Linked DNA regions of Homo sapiens: region 2 is linked to region 1. A link is an interaction called in ENCODE POLR2A ChIA-PET data of the cell type or tissue named here. Cell type or tissue: OCI-LY7. All regions are shown on one strand. Each heading gives the region's core, and the rest is flanking DNA. Links, peaks and the distances in the headings are about the cores only.

Region 1 (7,469 bases), core at 1,637-4,136:
GCAAACCCCCTGGAAAGCAGCTCTGTGACCCCAGGGGCCACAGGCTGCCCAGGGTGAACACTGCTCCATGCAAAGGCTTCAGAGTTCCAAGAGAGCGATTATCAAGTGCTACCCCCCTTTGAGAAGTCTGACCAATTACATAAAGCTGGGAAAAAAACCAAAACCGACAACCCATTCCTAATTATACATGTACAGAAACTGTCTACAAATGTAAACACACATATACAGACACCCTCACCACCCACCTCTTCCTTGAAGCCCACCAAAAATAAGAACCAGCAACTCAGGAAGAAGTGGAGGTGGTACTTTAGGGCTTGAGGGTTCTTCAGGACTTGTTCCCTAGAGTGAAACATAACTTTTTCATAAGTTATAAGTTAAAATACCATAATTAGAACACATTGCTCATGAGTAACACAACCAGCAGACAAAAATCCATGTGTATTATAACGAGGTCACATACATCGATGACAAACTGAAAAAACCTAATCACTGTTAACAGCTCAAATTCTACTGAAAACACCAAAATATCAACATTTAAAAACAATAAGATATAAGGTTATAGTTGGGACCCCACTTATTTCAAATATTATTTAATTAAAGCAACATCTGCATTTAAAAACAACTAAAGGGAAATGACACGGAAAGCCACCCTATTTGAGATTAACCACAGATATTGCTCACTTTTTTTTTTTTTTTTGAGACAGAGTCTCACTCTGCTGCCCAGGCTGGTGTGCAGTGGCGTGATCTCGGCTCACTGCAACCTCCGTCTCCAGGTTTAAGTGATTCTCCTGCCTCAACCTCCCTAGTAGCTGGGATTACAGGCACCCGCCACCACGCTGGCTAATTTTTGTATTTTTAGTAGAGATGGGGTTTCACCATGTTGGCCAGGCTGGTCTTGAACTCCTGACCTCAGGTGATCTGCCCACCTTGGCCTCCCAAAGTGCTGGTATTACAGGTGTGAGGCACTGCGCCTGTAATACCAACTTTTAAAGATGAAATTTCTTATGAATGTGATACTAAAACTCTCTTCTTCAAAAGAGTTAAAGATGAGGAGGGGAGATGTATATAAATGCCAATTTCTTATTTTACTCTAGACTTCACGGACTGGAGCACGGGAACAGAAAGACTGAATAGGGAGCATTAAGTATACTCTGAACTGAGGCCGTGGACATGTGCTTAGGACCATCTTAGCAGGTAACTATACACAATCTATAAGCAGAGCATAGTGCAAACTCCAGAGGTACTGATGATACTAATTTCTTCCAAATGGTGAAATGCCAAGCAAACTGCAAGAGATGAAAAGGCTGGGTAAAAGAGAGAGAGAGAGACAGATGAGCTTTGAGATGAACAAATACAGATAATACAGCTGGAGAAAAAGAAAACAGATTATGGCTAAGTGGCGGGGCCCTAGAGTACCATACGTGACCTACGAAAGAGACAACCACAGACACCATGAGCACTGAGTCTCACGACACTCCAGGCGCCATTTTAAGTTCTTTATGTGCATTCACTTAACTTTCAAAAAACCCCAAAGAGGTAGGTTGTATTATTATTCCCATTTCACGTTCCATTTCTAGAAACAGAGAGTGAGTCACATGCCCTAGACAGTTCAGCTTGCCTGGGGTGGGCGGGGTGGGGGATGGGGGGTGATCTGACCCTGGCGTGTGGCTCCAGGTCCTACCCTCAGCCACCAAACACCCTGCCTCTTAAAGTGCGGAGGAAACTTTGGTTTTATCTTATCTTCTAGTGTGGCTCAAAGGCAGTTACACTCCAAAAGACCAATAAAAATGCCAATAAACATCAAAAACGGTTATGCACCCCAAAAACGCTGTTTTGTCAGATGGTGTGGCCGTCTGTGCAGCTACTGTGAGTTACAACCAGAGGACCAACACTGGCTGGCAAAGACTCAAATATGAAAGGCCACTGCTCATGGCTTAGGAAACAGTAGCTAAGTTATTACATTTTCTTTGTACATTTTTTCCAAAGCAGACCCTTTTTAAAGATATTTCCTTCACCAGAGAATATTGAAATGATAAGAGAGCGAAACAGCCTTATTTTTTAAAAATATATTTCTCATCCTGGGGCAGTGGCTCACGCCTGTAATCCCAGCACTTTGGGAGGCCGAGGCGGGTGGAACACGAGGTCAGGAGATCGAGACAATCCTGGTCAACATGGTGAAACCCTATCTCTATTAAAATACAAAATATTAGCTGGTTGTGGCGGTGGGTGCCTGTAGTCCCAGCTACTTGAGAGGCTGAGGCAGTGGAATTGCTTGAACCCAGGAGGCGGAGGCTGCAGTGAGCTGAGATTGCTCCACTGCACTCCAGCCTGGCAACAGAGCAAGACTCCATCTCAAAAAAAAAAAATATATATACATATATAATATTTTTATATTATATATATTATATAAATATATATATTATATATATATTTATATAATATATATATAATATATATATAAATAAATATATATATTTATTTCTCTCAAACATTATGAAAAAGTTAAAATCTCCATAGAATTTCAATGAATAATTGTATATTGTATATCCCCTCAGCTAGATTCAACAACTGTTCATGCTTTGACATATTTGCTTTTTACCCACTTTTCTCTTTACCATTTAAAGTTGCAGAGATCACGATCCTTCACTTATTAATACTTCATTCTGCATTCCCTAAGAATAAGAAAAGTCCCTTACAAAAGTTGGACACCTTTTTACACCTAGAAAGTTCGCAGTAATTCCACACATCCAACATCATTCTGCACTCCACTTTCTCCAGCTGCCTTCAAAATGTCTCTAATAGGTTTGATTTCACACTTTTTAGAACAAGGATCTGATCTAGATTCACTCACGGTACCTGTTATATCTCTTTAGTCTTTTTTCTTTTTTAAACTAGAAGAGTTTTTGATTTATGTGTAATTCAAGGGCCTCAAATAAAGCCAGACTTCTACCTGCTGTGGGAGTACTGGTTTCCCCCATGCATTTTAGCCAGCGTCTTTCCAAGATGTGAGTGAGAGAAATGATTTATCCCACGTTTAGACCACTTGGCGGTCCTATTTCCAGTGTGACAGGGAGCGGAAACAGCGCCTGAGCAAGGCCTAGAGTGGAGTGGGCACCTGTGTCGCTCTTTCAACCAGCCGCCTTGTGTAAAGTCTGTCACCTTTTTGGTAGTCTTACTCTTGCACTTGGGTATAACGTCTGCTCAGCAGGTTTTTGCCTTGCAGCAAAAGCCATCTCCTATATGTTTTTCATTGAAATACGTTAACTACAGCGTATAGAGGATTGAAAGAAAAATAAAGTACAGCTTCTCATGAGCTTCTCATTCCACTGATGAGGTATTTAGCTAAGAAATACATCAGATAGGCCGGGTGTGGTGGCTCATGCCTACAATCCCAGTACTTTGGGAGGCCAAGGCGGGCGGATCACTTGAGGTCAGGAGTTCGAGAGCAGCCTGGCCATCACGGTGAAACCCTGTCTATACTAAAAATACAAAAAATAGCCGGGCGTGGTGGCATGCACCTGTAATCCCAGCTACTCGGGAGGCTGACGCAGGAGAATCGCTTGAACCTGGGAGGCAGAGGTTGCAGTGAGCCGAGATCACGCCACTGCACCCCAGCCTGGGTGACAAAGCGAGACTCCAACTCAAAAAAGAAATATAGTAGATAGCTATTTCCTGAGTGATCACTCAGAGATAACTTTTAATTTTTAATCCACTGACACTAACTGATGCCTCTACTCTAGGAATAATGCTCAGTGTCACCAGAGAACAAGTTCAACAGGACTGTCCTCGGGATACTCCTGATTTTGTGGAGGAGGTAAGTCAACAGTTACTAGCTGGCAGATTTGGTAAGTGAACTGGGACAGCAGGTAAGATTATCAACTTTCTCCCTGCACACCAAGAACATACGCATGTAAACCTTTAACAAACTCCTATTCAACCCTGAAATGAGTTTTGAACTCCAGACACTCAAATCCATTACCACTGTACAGAAAACAGTAAAAATCAAAAAGTACCTATGAGGTGGGAGCTTTCACCAGCATCTCTCAACACTCTGATGTCTGCAGAGCAAAGAACATGAGCTTTGCTATCAGACTGACTGAGGCTCAAATCTTGTTTCACTACATTCTCTGTGGCCCTGGGCAAGAGGCTCCCTTTTTTCTCCCGGGGGGACAAAAAAGGCAGGGGCGGTAGTGAGTGGGGGAGGGTTATAATGCCTCACAGTGTTGGGCAGATTCAGAGAGAGAACAGAGGTACAGGGTTTCAGCTGTGACCTAGCACACTGAAGGCACTCAACGTATGCTGCTTCTCCTCTGGGACAGCCACCAGCAGCAGCTTCGGGACCTCGTACTTGGTGCTGCCAACAGCCCTGGACTGGACCCTCTAGGCTGGGTGACCTTGGGGAGGAGAAATACTAGGATTGTCCTGCTCACCTGCCAGGCAGGAGTGCTGTGAGGAAGAAGTACATGAGTGTTCACAACAGCTTGTCACAATTGGCAAAGTGCTGTAGGATCCAAAAAGAACCACCTCGCAATTTTATTTGACATATGGAACCAAAAGTTAGGATGTATCCCAAACCACTTTGTCTTTGTGTTTCTGTCTATTCTTTTCCTGGGTTTAAAAACACACACCCTATTCTTGACTAATAACCTTACCTCTATTTTTCTTTCATTCCTCTACACAACATACTTTAATGAGAAAATTTTAGAAGATAGCTTTTGCTGCAAGGCAAAACCTCCTGAGCAGACATTAGACCCAAGCTGGATGGTAAGCTTTTGTTTTTGCCTCTGAGATTGAGAGCGTATGGATGAGGGAGGTGGATGAGAGTGTGTTTATGAGCATAAATGTGTGTGTGTTTAAGGAACAAAAAGGTGTACAGACTTTACACAAACATACCCACCCCTGTTTCCTCAGAGAGTTATCTGTTACTTTGGTTACCTTCCACACCACCAGGAATACGAAAGAAACAACTTCACACCTAGGATACAGGATTGGATACAGGATAGGATATGGGTAAGGTTAAGGCTGTAGTTCTATAAAGTCACTTTGCAGAGAGCTGCAGTTACATAGTAAAGAGATGTTTGTGAAGTAAAAATCTTGAGCTGAGGCACTGTTCAGAGGATCACTGGTTTAATTATTTGAAGAACTGTTTAGTCATCATTCAAACATTTTTCCTTCCTAATTTTAGGGAATAAAGATAACAGGGGGCACCCATTCTCACTAGTACTTACTGACTTCACACCATGCAGGTGTGTTACTAATTTAGCAACCCATGTGCATTATGTATAGCTATTGTTATTATTAATATAGGTTAAGTCACCAGATTTAGCGCAGCAGGAAATGAAAGCCATGGGTTTGAGTTCTGTGCTTGCTTCTTGCATGTTTTTTAATGAGTTTTTATTGGAAAGGTGAAGACCTTCAACAAATTGGTGACTCAGGAAGTACTTGTGAGAAAATAAACTTTTCCATTAGACTTCCACTTCCCAAGAAAAAATGGGTTTACATCAAAAGAATGGTTTGTTCTCCAACATCCCACCAGGCTGGAGCTACTCCTGAGTCTTTCAAGGACAGACTCATCCACTGGATAAGTTTGCTAATGACTAGAACAAGATGAGAGCAGTTAATAACATTCTTGAAGCCCAGAATAAGGGCCAGCTGGAAAAGGCTCAAACTGTGTGCTTCCTCTCTGGCCATTACCATCTTTCCGGCTTGGCTGTCACTGCCTTAAACCTGGCTCCTGAAGTGAGCATGCGCTGCAGGGTGGGAAGTGGGCCCACCCACCACGCCTCACAGCATCACGGCTGGCCCAGCTTCCCAGCACAGGGAGGAGGCACTAGACTGAAGGCCTGCAGGAAACATGCTTTCCTATCCTTAACAGGCAATTCCGAAAGTCAAAGAACAGTCTAGAACAGAGTTGGTGAACTATGGTCCATGGGCCAAATCCAGCCTGTCACCTGTTTGTCAATAAAGCTTTATTGGACCACAGTTATGCCTATTCATTTACTGTCTATGGCTGCTTTCACCCACAAAGCCAAAGCTACTTACAATCTGGTCCTTTTCCAAAAAAGTCGAACAATTCCAGTCTACGACTGTGCTGTCCAATATCCTAGCCACAAGACAGGTGTGTCCACTTAAATTTACAATAACTACAGTTAAAAATTCACTTTCTCAGCTGTATATGTTAAGTGCTCAGCAGTCGCAGGTGACCAGGGGCTGCTGCAGAGGACAGCACAGAACATTTCCACCACAGCAGACAGTTCTCCTGGACACAGCTGAGAGTGAGGATTTATGTCACCAAGCTACATTCACAGCCATCAAGTTCCAGGTGACTCTCCTTCTACAGACAGAAGGGCTTACACTAACTCTCAAAAATATGTCCCTTTCACACTCAAACTTATTAGGATGTGCAAATTCACCATTTTAATCGCAAAGTCCAGACTACTTGGTAGACAATAATGGTCAAAGCGATCGTGACAACAAATCAGGTGATCATTTTCCTTACTTACTTACTTGGTCCCCACCCTGATGGATGGTAAACTGGGAAAGCTGGGCCATAGCCCCTGCTCATATCCACATTAGAACCCTGCCTGGCATGTGGTATGGATCAATAAATATTTGTAAAATGATTAATAAATGAGCCCAAGGTACAAAACTGTTATACAAAAAGAGGCTACCGAGCCAAATAAATGGTAAGGCATTGGGGAAAATACCACTACTGTAATCCTGTAGCAAAATGTTCTTCAAGCAGCCAACATTCCTATTTTAAAATGATTTTTTTAAAAAGATCCAAAACAAAACAACACAACAGTCTGGGTTTGGATTCTGGCTCCACCACTTCCAGGCTGTGTGACCTTGGGTAAGTTATTTCTCCTTCAGTGGGAAAGACCCCTCCTTCCTAAATAAACGGGAAGGACAGCGCATGCCCACCCCATCCGAGTGAGCAGGGTAGCCCAGGGTGCAGCCCTCCTTGGTTCCTTCTGCTCCTGACACCAGCCCCTGCTCTCCCGGGCACCCTGCCGGTGTGTTCTTGCTTTAGCCCTCTCGTGGCAGAGCTCCTATGCTGGGTCTCTCCATTCGCTCCTTTGGGACAGGGGCTGCAACTTAATCACTGTAATGACGCTCAGCACTTGGCACACCGGAGCTGCTCAATGGATGTTAAGCTAAGACTCTAAGGCCCAATAAATAAATCAAATTTTGCTAAATCTCACATTAACATGCTCGCTCCAGAAAAGTCTTTATGAGTAAATCAAGCGTTCTTCAAATTTTGAAGTTAGAAATTACCCCCACTGTTTGAGTCAGAAGTTAGTCTTAGGTCTCCAAAGTTATCCCTTCTTAAAAACTCAAGTCTCTTTCAGGCTAATACACTTCACTGCTTTTTCCCTCCACAATTATACAGCAAGCAACCAACCACCCAACCAACAGCAACAAATACAAACTGGCCATAATAAGGTCTTGGAATTTTAAAAAAAAAA
Region 2 (7,469 bases), core at 1,895-4,394, 110 kb before region 1:
GCGCCCGGCCCCCACTCCCCTACTTATTGCCGATTAGACCATACCAGATGCTTATCCAGCGATGAACATGCTTACCACACATTCAGACTCTAAGTTGAGGGGGGAAATAAAGCTAGGTATACCCATATGTATTAATGTTGATATAAAATAAAGCTCATCTCCAAGCTACTTCAAGGTATGGGATTGTTTTGTCTCTGAGTTACGGGGAGTGGTCCACATTCTGAAGGCAAGTTCTGTTCCTTCTCCTCTGCAAATTATTTAGTCTCATTCTGGAAGCTTCTCCTTTCTCAGATTCAGTGGAAAGCAGATGTCACCATTTAGCTGGGAAGTCCCTTCTTCTTGCTGTGTAGCGGGAAGAGCTTTGAGTTAGGGAAGAGCTTTGAGTTAGGGAGGTCCTGGGTTGACTGTGAGACCCTCACATTGCCCTTAGCTACCTTGGCCCAGCAGATGAGCCCCTCTGTGCTCTAGTTCCTCTTGTGGGGAGGACAGCTGTTCAGTAAAGGTTCAACCTTGTCCAAAGAGAAGTCTGGCCTTTTCTCCAGCTTTGCAGTAGCCGAGAGGCCCTTGGCATGCTGTGCCTGGTGAGAGTGGCTTTGTTTAGCTGGGGGCCTTGGGCCCTGCTGGACAGTCTAGGCAAACGTGATTTATGCTGGGGGTCTTGGGCCACACAGGATGGCCCCACCTCTGGAGGGGCTGGACACTGAGGCCACCATGTACACATGATTAACCAGTAAAACCGTGGACGCCAAGGCTCGGGCGAGCTTCCCTGGTTGGCGATACTCCATGCGAGCTGGTGCACACCGTCACCAGGAGAAGCCAGCGCGCCGCAGGGCTCCACGGGGAGAGGACGGCTGGCAGCTCTGAGCAGAGCCCGCTATCTCCTGGATGGCCCTGCCTTGTGCATCTTGTCCTGTTGCTGATTTTCATCAGTGTCCGTTCACTCTCATAATTGTAGCCGTGTGTCCGACAGCTTTACTCACTTCCGTGAGTCCTTAGAGGGAACTCTTGAGCCTGGGGGTGGTCGGAGACTCCGGGTGGGCCCCATGTCCTTCCTCTGCCCCTCATGCCAGTCTCACGCCGACCTCTGGGCCTTTAATTATGATGTCAATTTTCTGTGGCAGACTTTTTATTTTACTCTGTTTGAAACTCACAAAGAAGCAATCCCGAAAGAAGAAACCTCCAGGTTTCCCGGCAAAGCATTTGCTAGAGAATCACCTGGGCTCTGATAGCACTGGAAACAAGGCAGCTTCTCACAAGTCATCTGATAGCAACACGTGATATACGTGACTGTTTGCTTTAGCTCAAGCCTTGGGGTCAGCCTTGGTTCTGTGGGCTGTGGGGCCACGTGGGTCTAAAGAGGCTCCAGCCTCAGCATGGATTCCTGTTTGAAAGGAGGAGGTGACCCTGCTCTAAGCCTCAGGCATGGCGCTCACTCTGGGGGTCACTCTTTGATTGAGGACCCATTTTCTTTTTTCTTTTTTTTTTTTTTGAGACGGAGTCTCACTCTGTCGCCCAGGCTGGAGTGTAGTGGTGCCATCTCGGCTCACTGCAAGCTCCGCCTCCCGGGTTCACGCCGTTCTCCTGCCTCAGCCTCCAGAGTAGCTGGGACTACAGGCGCCCGCCACCACGCCCGGCTAATTTTTTGTATTTTTAGTAGAGACGGGGTTTCACCGTGTTAGCCAGGATGGTCTCGATCTCCTGACCTCGTGATCTGCCCGCCTTGGCCTCCCAAAGTGCTGGGATTACAGGCGTGAGCCACCGCGCCCGGCCAATTGAGGACCCATTTTCAACAGGCACCTAAACACCCAAGAAGTACCTGGCGGACGGGCTCACCTGCGTTGCATTAGACATGGAAGCTCCGGCTCAGGGCAGCGCACAGAGGGGAACCCAAGGGAGAGTCAGCAGGGGGCTCGCCAGCAGGAAGGGAGCCTTGTTTTGGAGGCAGAAATGAAGATGGATGAGGCCACCACACCTGAGAAAGGGAGGGAGAGAGGAGCAGGGGAGAATGGCAGCCTTTGGCTTCTCAATGTTATGCTTCAGCGCCAGGATCCAGCCTAATCCTCCCCTTGCTTGGCACCCCCTCTGATCCATATTCTGATTTGGGGGTGGCCAGGTGTGTGTGTGTGTGTGTGAGAGAGACACTTCTGGGAGGCAGAAGCACCTGAGCAGCGCTGTTGGCTGTAAAGTGCCCATTTAGCATCTCTGGGGCTCCTGAGCACTGGTTCTCCTCATTCCCCCTCCACTATTCTTTTTCCATCACAGCTGTGCTGCGTATTCGTTCACCAACAGTATCTGTTACTGATTGCTTTTACAGAAATTAAGAAGATAGGTCAAAAAACTCTTGGATTGCCAGGTGTGGTGGCACAGGCCTGTGGTCCCAGCTACTTGGGAGGAGGATCGCTTGAGTCCAGGAGTCTGAGGCTAGCCTGGGCAACAAGAAGCCATCTCTAAAAACAAAGGCCCCAAAACATAAACAAAAACCCCTCTTGGATTGGCCAGTAATCAATTTGTTATATATTATCCTATAAAAGTACACAAATCAGTACACCTGGGCCAGCCCCAGCTTGTTTATTTACCTGTGTATTTTTTTTTAAATACAATTCTGGATTTGTTAAAAATCAGGGCTCCCCTGCTGTGCCCTTAGCTGTGTATTTCTAAAAGCCCCTCAAGAGCAACCACCCTACACCAGACATGACCAGTAAGACCTGTAAGTAGGAAAATAGGAATTCTAGAGATTATGGAGTTTTTATGTGGCCCCTGCCCCCACCCCCACCCCCAAGTTCTGTGGAATTTACATCATGCTTTTCATACGAAGCAGAAAGTCTTATGAGAGTAGGGGGCACTTGGCTTCCAGTCAGTTTGGGCCCATCTCTGCACCTCTAGGTCTATTCCTGTCTCTAAAAAAGGAACTGAATTAAGCTTAGTACATTTCAAACTTTTTGACAGTAGAATCCATTTTTTTTCCTCCAAATGAAATCTTATATAAAACTACATGTTAAATAAGAGCTGAATTTTTGATAATTTTATAGGTTCACATTAGTAATATAATGAGAACAGAGGCTAATGTGTTGGTGGTCTCCAAATATGCTGAAATTTAGCACGTTTGTTTAAAAAAATGCTGACGTTTTATAAAATCTAAACTTACCTAAAAACAAAAGCCTCAGGCTGGACGTGGTGGCTCACACCTGTAATCCCAGCACTTTGGGAGGCTGAGGCACGAGGATCACGGGGTCATAAGTTGGAGACCAGCCTGGCCAACATGGCGAAACCCCACCTCTACTAAATGTACAAAAATCAGCTGGGTGTGGTGGCACAGGCCTGTAATCTCAGCTCCCTGGTACGCTGAGACAGGAGAATCACTTGAACCTGGGAGGCGGAGGTTGTGAGGAGTCAAGATCGCGCCACTGCACTCCAGCCTGGGAAACCGAGTGAGACTCCGTTTCAAAAAAAAAAAAAAAGTTTTATAAAATCTAAACTTACATAAAAACAAAAGCCTCAGGCTGGGCGTGGTGGCTCACGCCTGTAATCCCAGCACTTTGGGAGGCCAAGGCGGGCAGATCACCTGAGGTCAGGAGTTTGAGACCAGCCTGGCCAACATGGTGAAACCCCGTCTCTACTAAAAATATAAAATTAGCTGAGTGTGGTGGTGGGCGCCCGTAATCCCAGCTAGTCCGGAGGCCGAGGCAGGAGAACTGCTTAAACCCAGGAGGCAGAGGTTGCAATGAGCTGAGGTCGCGCCATTGCACTCCAGCCTGGGCGACACAGTGAGACTCTGTCTCAAAAACAAAACAAGACGAAACAAAACAAAAAAACAATAGCCTCCGAGGAACGGGAGCCACTGGACTGGAATCAAGCTCTTCTGGTTCTGGGGTCAAGTGCACCATCAGAGCCCACAGCTGTCACAGCTATCCCTTGACACTGTCTCTATAGGGGCTGCTTCCCCAATGCAACATCGGGGCTGAGCATGGGCTCCGGGCGGCCCTGGGTGTCTCCATGGGGCAATGGTCATGAAGGACAGACCCTGGGGCCCATGACCGTGGTCACCCCTCGACCTTGCAGGGCCCGGGGTTCTCCTGTGTCAAGTGGTGGTGAATGCAGATGCAAGGGTTTCACCTGGAGTTCAGGATAAGAAGGAAACACTTTTTACCTGAGGAAGGTGAGCCCCCTTTCAGCGATCAGGCCCAGAGGCACTGGAATGAGACAGCAGCCACGCCCCACTCCCCCTCCTGCCTTGGGAGATCGTCTCCTGAAACCTGCTGTGTGGGTTCCAGACTGGTACCAATAGCTACGCCATGTAGCTAAAAATGCCACGTTGGACACGGTAACTCGTGGCCTGTAGTTCAACAATGTATAGCCAATCATTCACCAAGTGTTTCTGTCAACCTATGAGAACTAACCAAGTGTTTCTGTCAACCAATGAGAACTCCTGAAAAACAACTTGAGTAATTGCCCCTTTCCTGATCCGTCCTTTTTCCTTTAAATGCAGAAGCCTCTCTTTTTCTCCCCCAGAGCATTTCTCAAGGCAACTTGGAAGTGTTTCCTAGGCCGCAGCTCTCAACCTTGGCCCAAATAAGCTCTCTCCCTGTATTTTCTTTTTGAGACAAGGTGTTGCTCTGTCGCCCAGGCTGGCATGCAGTAGTGAGATGACGGCTCACTGCAGTCTCAACCTGTTGGGCTCAAGTGATCCTCCCACCTCAGCCTCCTGAGTAGCTGGGATTGCCGACATGAGCCGTGGGGCCTGGCCTCTCCCTATATTAATTTGTCTCAGTTTCTTCCTTTAGGTTGACAATACCGTAACTTCACACTGTCCACCTGGGTGTGTTCCTTATGGCCTGGCGTGGTGCTGCGGGCATGTCCCCAGGCCCTCACCTGTGTTCACCGTCACCCATGATGCTGCCCATCTAGAAGGCATTTCCACCATGTAACATGACGGTCGGGGCTTGGACCCCAGGCCACACTGCTTGGGTCGAAACCTGGCTCCACTCAATATTTGTGTGACCTCGGTCAAGTGACTTCACCTTTGTGTGCCTCAGTTTCCTCATTTGTGAATGAGGATAATAGTAGTAAATTATTTGGTGGGTTGTGAGAACTAAGTAAATTAACCCAGGGAAATGAGGCACCCACCACAGCTCCTGGCATAAAGGCAGTGCTAAGAAATATGAGTTCTCCTTGTCATTACTGCTGATGGGTGCTGCCAACCCTCACGGAAGGAGACACGAAGCCAGTACAGTTTTGCCTTTATGCTTCTTGCTACCCCAAAATAGCAGCAGCATGCAGCTGGGCTGAAATCGCAGCATGCCTCTGTGAGTGAGTCCTCTCGAACTCTCGTGCTGTAGGAAGTTACTAAACACCAGGTTTCCTCCAATTTTAAGATGAGGGATAAGGACCGCAGCGGGCGAGCATCTAGTCTGCGGAAACATCGACGTGAGTAGCGGTGCAGGATGTGAAGTCTTCTGGCTGGCGAGTCCACTTTTAGGTGGAAGTGGGGCATGTGCGGTTCTTCGAAACAGCCAGCAAAGTTACCGGACCCTTGGGCGAAGGCCACACTCTGCCTGGGTCTCAGCCTCGTCCACGTGCCCCCAGCTGCAGAGTGACGGCGTCTGCACCTCTGTCAGTGCGAAGGGAGCACAGACGCCACTGGGTAGAGAAGGAAGCTAAGCACAGAGCTTGCCCTCCCACGCCAGCCGGCGTGCTGACCACACGCAGCTATGGAGAGGTGAGGTTATAACCACGACACGAGCAGATAACACTTTAGTCCTGTTTCCATGGGCTTCTCGCAAGAGCATCAGCGAGGATAATGATCTCTCCACTGAGGAGGAGGTGGGCGAACTAGGATCCTAAATTCATACTTTCAGCAATTCCCTATTTTCAAGACTTTCATTTCTATAAATTGTATTGATTCACCTTTTCTTACTCAAAAAAAGCCCCAAAACCCAAACCAAACCAAGAGGCGGTCTATAAAAAGTCACACTGCCTTTTCCACTAAGTAAGTAAAAAAATCAGTGGATAGACTTAGCTTTGAACAGCTGTGGCTAGCATCTGGCGCAGCCAGCGCTCCAGGCGGGCTGGATGGAGATGGCCAGCCCCTCTGCAGTCAGCGTCCCTGTGTGTGGGCGGCCCTGACCTAACGGGAACCCGATAACGTCAGAGCCAGCTTGCTCAACACCATGGCTAAATTTAGTTTCATGATGAGCAATAAAATTCACATGTTCTTTATTTAGTCCATATGATACACCGTTTTTTAGAGTTTTTGAAAATTAGATAAAAGAGCATATTAAATGGCAAGTGTATGAAGTTTCTCTTCATAAACAATGTCAAAACAAAAAGTTTTGAATTACAAAATGTTAAAAAATATGTCGGTACTTAACATTTCACTAATGCATAAAGTTACAGATATTTTCTAAAGAAAAATAATTGTGCCACTTACCTATATTTGCTGTTTCTATGAACTTTTTTATTCTGTACATAGGACATTTTGTACAAAATATGAAGTCTACATTTTTATTACTTATTACCATAAAACAAAGATACAATGTATGTACAATATTAAAAGGAAGCCATACTAAAGCCACACTAAAAAGACACTTGGAATAGTGACATTTCTGATGTACAGATACATTTTGGAAAGAGTGAAGATGCCAAACGCAGAACTTTATGAAGAAAAACAGTCACCGGTTTATTTTCAATGTAGTACTTTTGAAATCAGTTTGGTACAGAATAAACAGTCTCTATACAATGATATGTAAGCTGACAATTAGCACAGGAGTCCGAGTACTAACTAGGGAAACTTTAGGAGGCCAAAATATTAAGTAATACTCTTGCCAAAGAAAATTAGTTTCTCTGAAAACTTTTATTTTTCTTTTTGGTGAGTGTTTGTCTTCAATAAAGAGCAGAAAGAAAACCTAGACAAAAAGATGTTCTTACACACTGAGCTTTACACAGTCACCCAAACATTGATATTTTGCTTTTTCCCGAGGGCAAAAAGAGAGTCTTCCCAGAAACCTCTCTCACAAACATACTGAACATCCAAAATCAAGGATATTTGAGAATCTATCAGCTAAAGACGGAAGTTCAAACAATGGTATATCAAAATACATAAGACGCTGCTTTATACAATAAAAAGCACCCTTTTTCCCTCAAAAGGAGAAGGCATCTAAACTGTTTTTTTTAATGATAGTTTTCATAATGGTAAAATGGAGAGATACTTGTCAAGTTTCTCAGGAAGTATTCATCTCACAAAGCGGACTTGTCCACTTTTAGCTGGGGCAATCTTCGCATTTCATACCTGCACTTGCTCTTACCACAAGAAGTCCCCTCCCCCCAGGTGATTTTCCTCCAAGACACGAGGACAGAAGCATTGCCAGTGGCTTGAAGTGACAGCAGTGGGCAGGAGGTACCAGAGCTGCACAAGGAGCAGTGTCTGCTTCTCACTATCTTTGAAAGGATACCCGAGACCTCGATGAAAAAAC

What was found. ChIA-PET counts read pairs that join two places held together with the same protein. Peaks named below come from ENCODE experiments on the same cell type or tissue, not always from the same donor. Only the 100,000 strongest peaks of a DNase experiment are listed, where the experiment ranks them.
Region 2: POLR2A ChIA-PET joins it to region 1 with 9 read pairs; 23 of 35 experiments call an interaction of 5 or more read pairs at or near these places.

The regions. Positions count from the first base shown.
Region 1 is chr14:101,811,862-101,819,330 of GRCh38, reverse strand. The region is part of intron 3 of PPP2R5C (protein phosphatase 2 regulatory subunit B'gamma); the gene reads right to left. Among named protein-coding and RNA genes, the nearest start is that of PPP2R5C, 54 kb to the right of the region's middle. In OCI-LY7, for the core only: a CTCF peak has its summit at 2,981; a DNase peak (open chromatin) is centred at 3,130; H3K4me3 peaks cover 1,713 bases; H3K27ac peaks cover 1,944 bases.
Region 2 is chr14:101,926,705-101,934,173 of GRCh38, reverse strand. It overlaps PPP2R5C (protein phosphatase 2 regulatory subunit B'gamma), which reads right to left. Exons shown (of 16, transcript NM_001352913.2): 16 at 6,197-7,469. Among named protein-coding and RNA genes, the nearest start is that of DYNC1H1, 34 kb to the left of the region's middle. RefSeq lists enhancers at 5,084-5,584, 5,585-6,085. In OCI-LY7, for the core only: no CTCF peak of the experiment used is centred there; no DNase peak of the experiment used is centred there.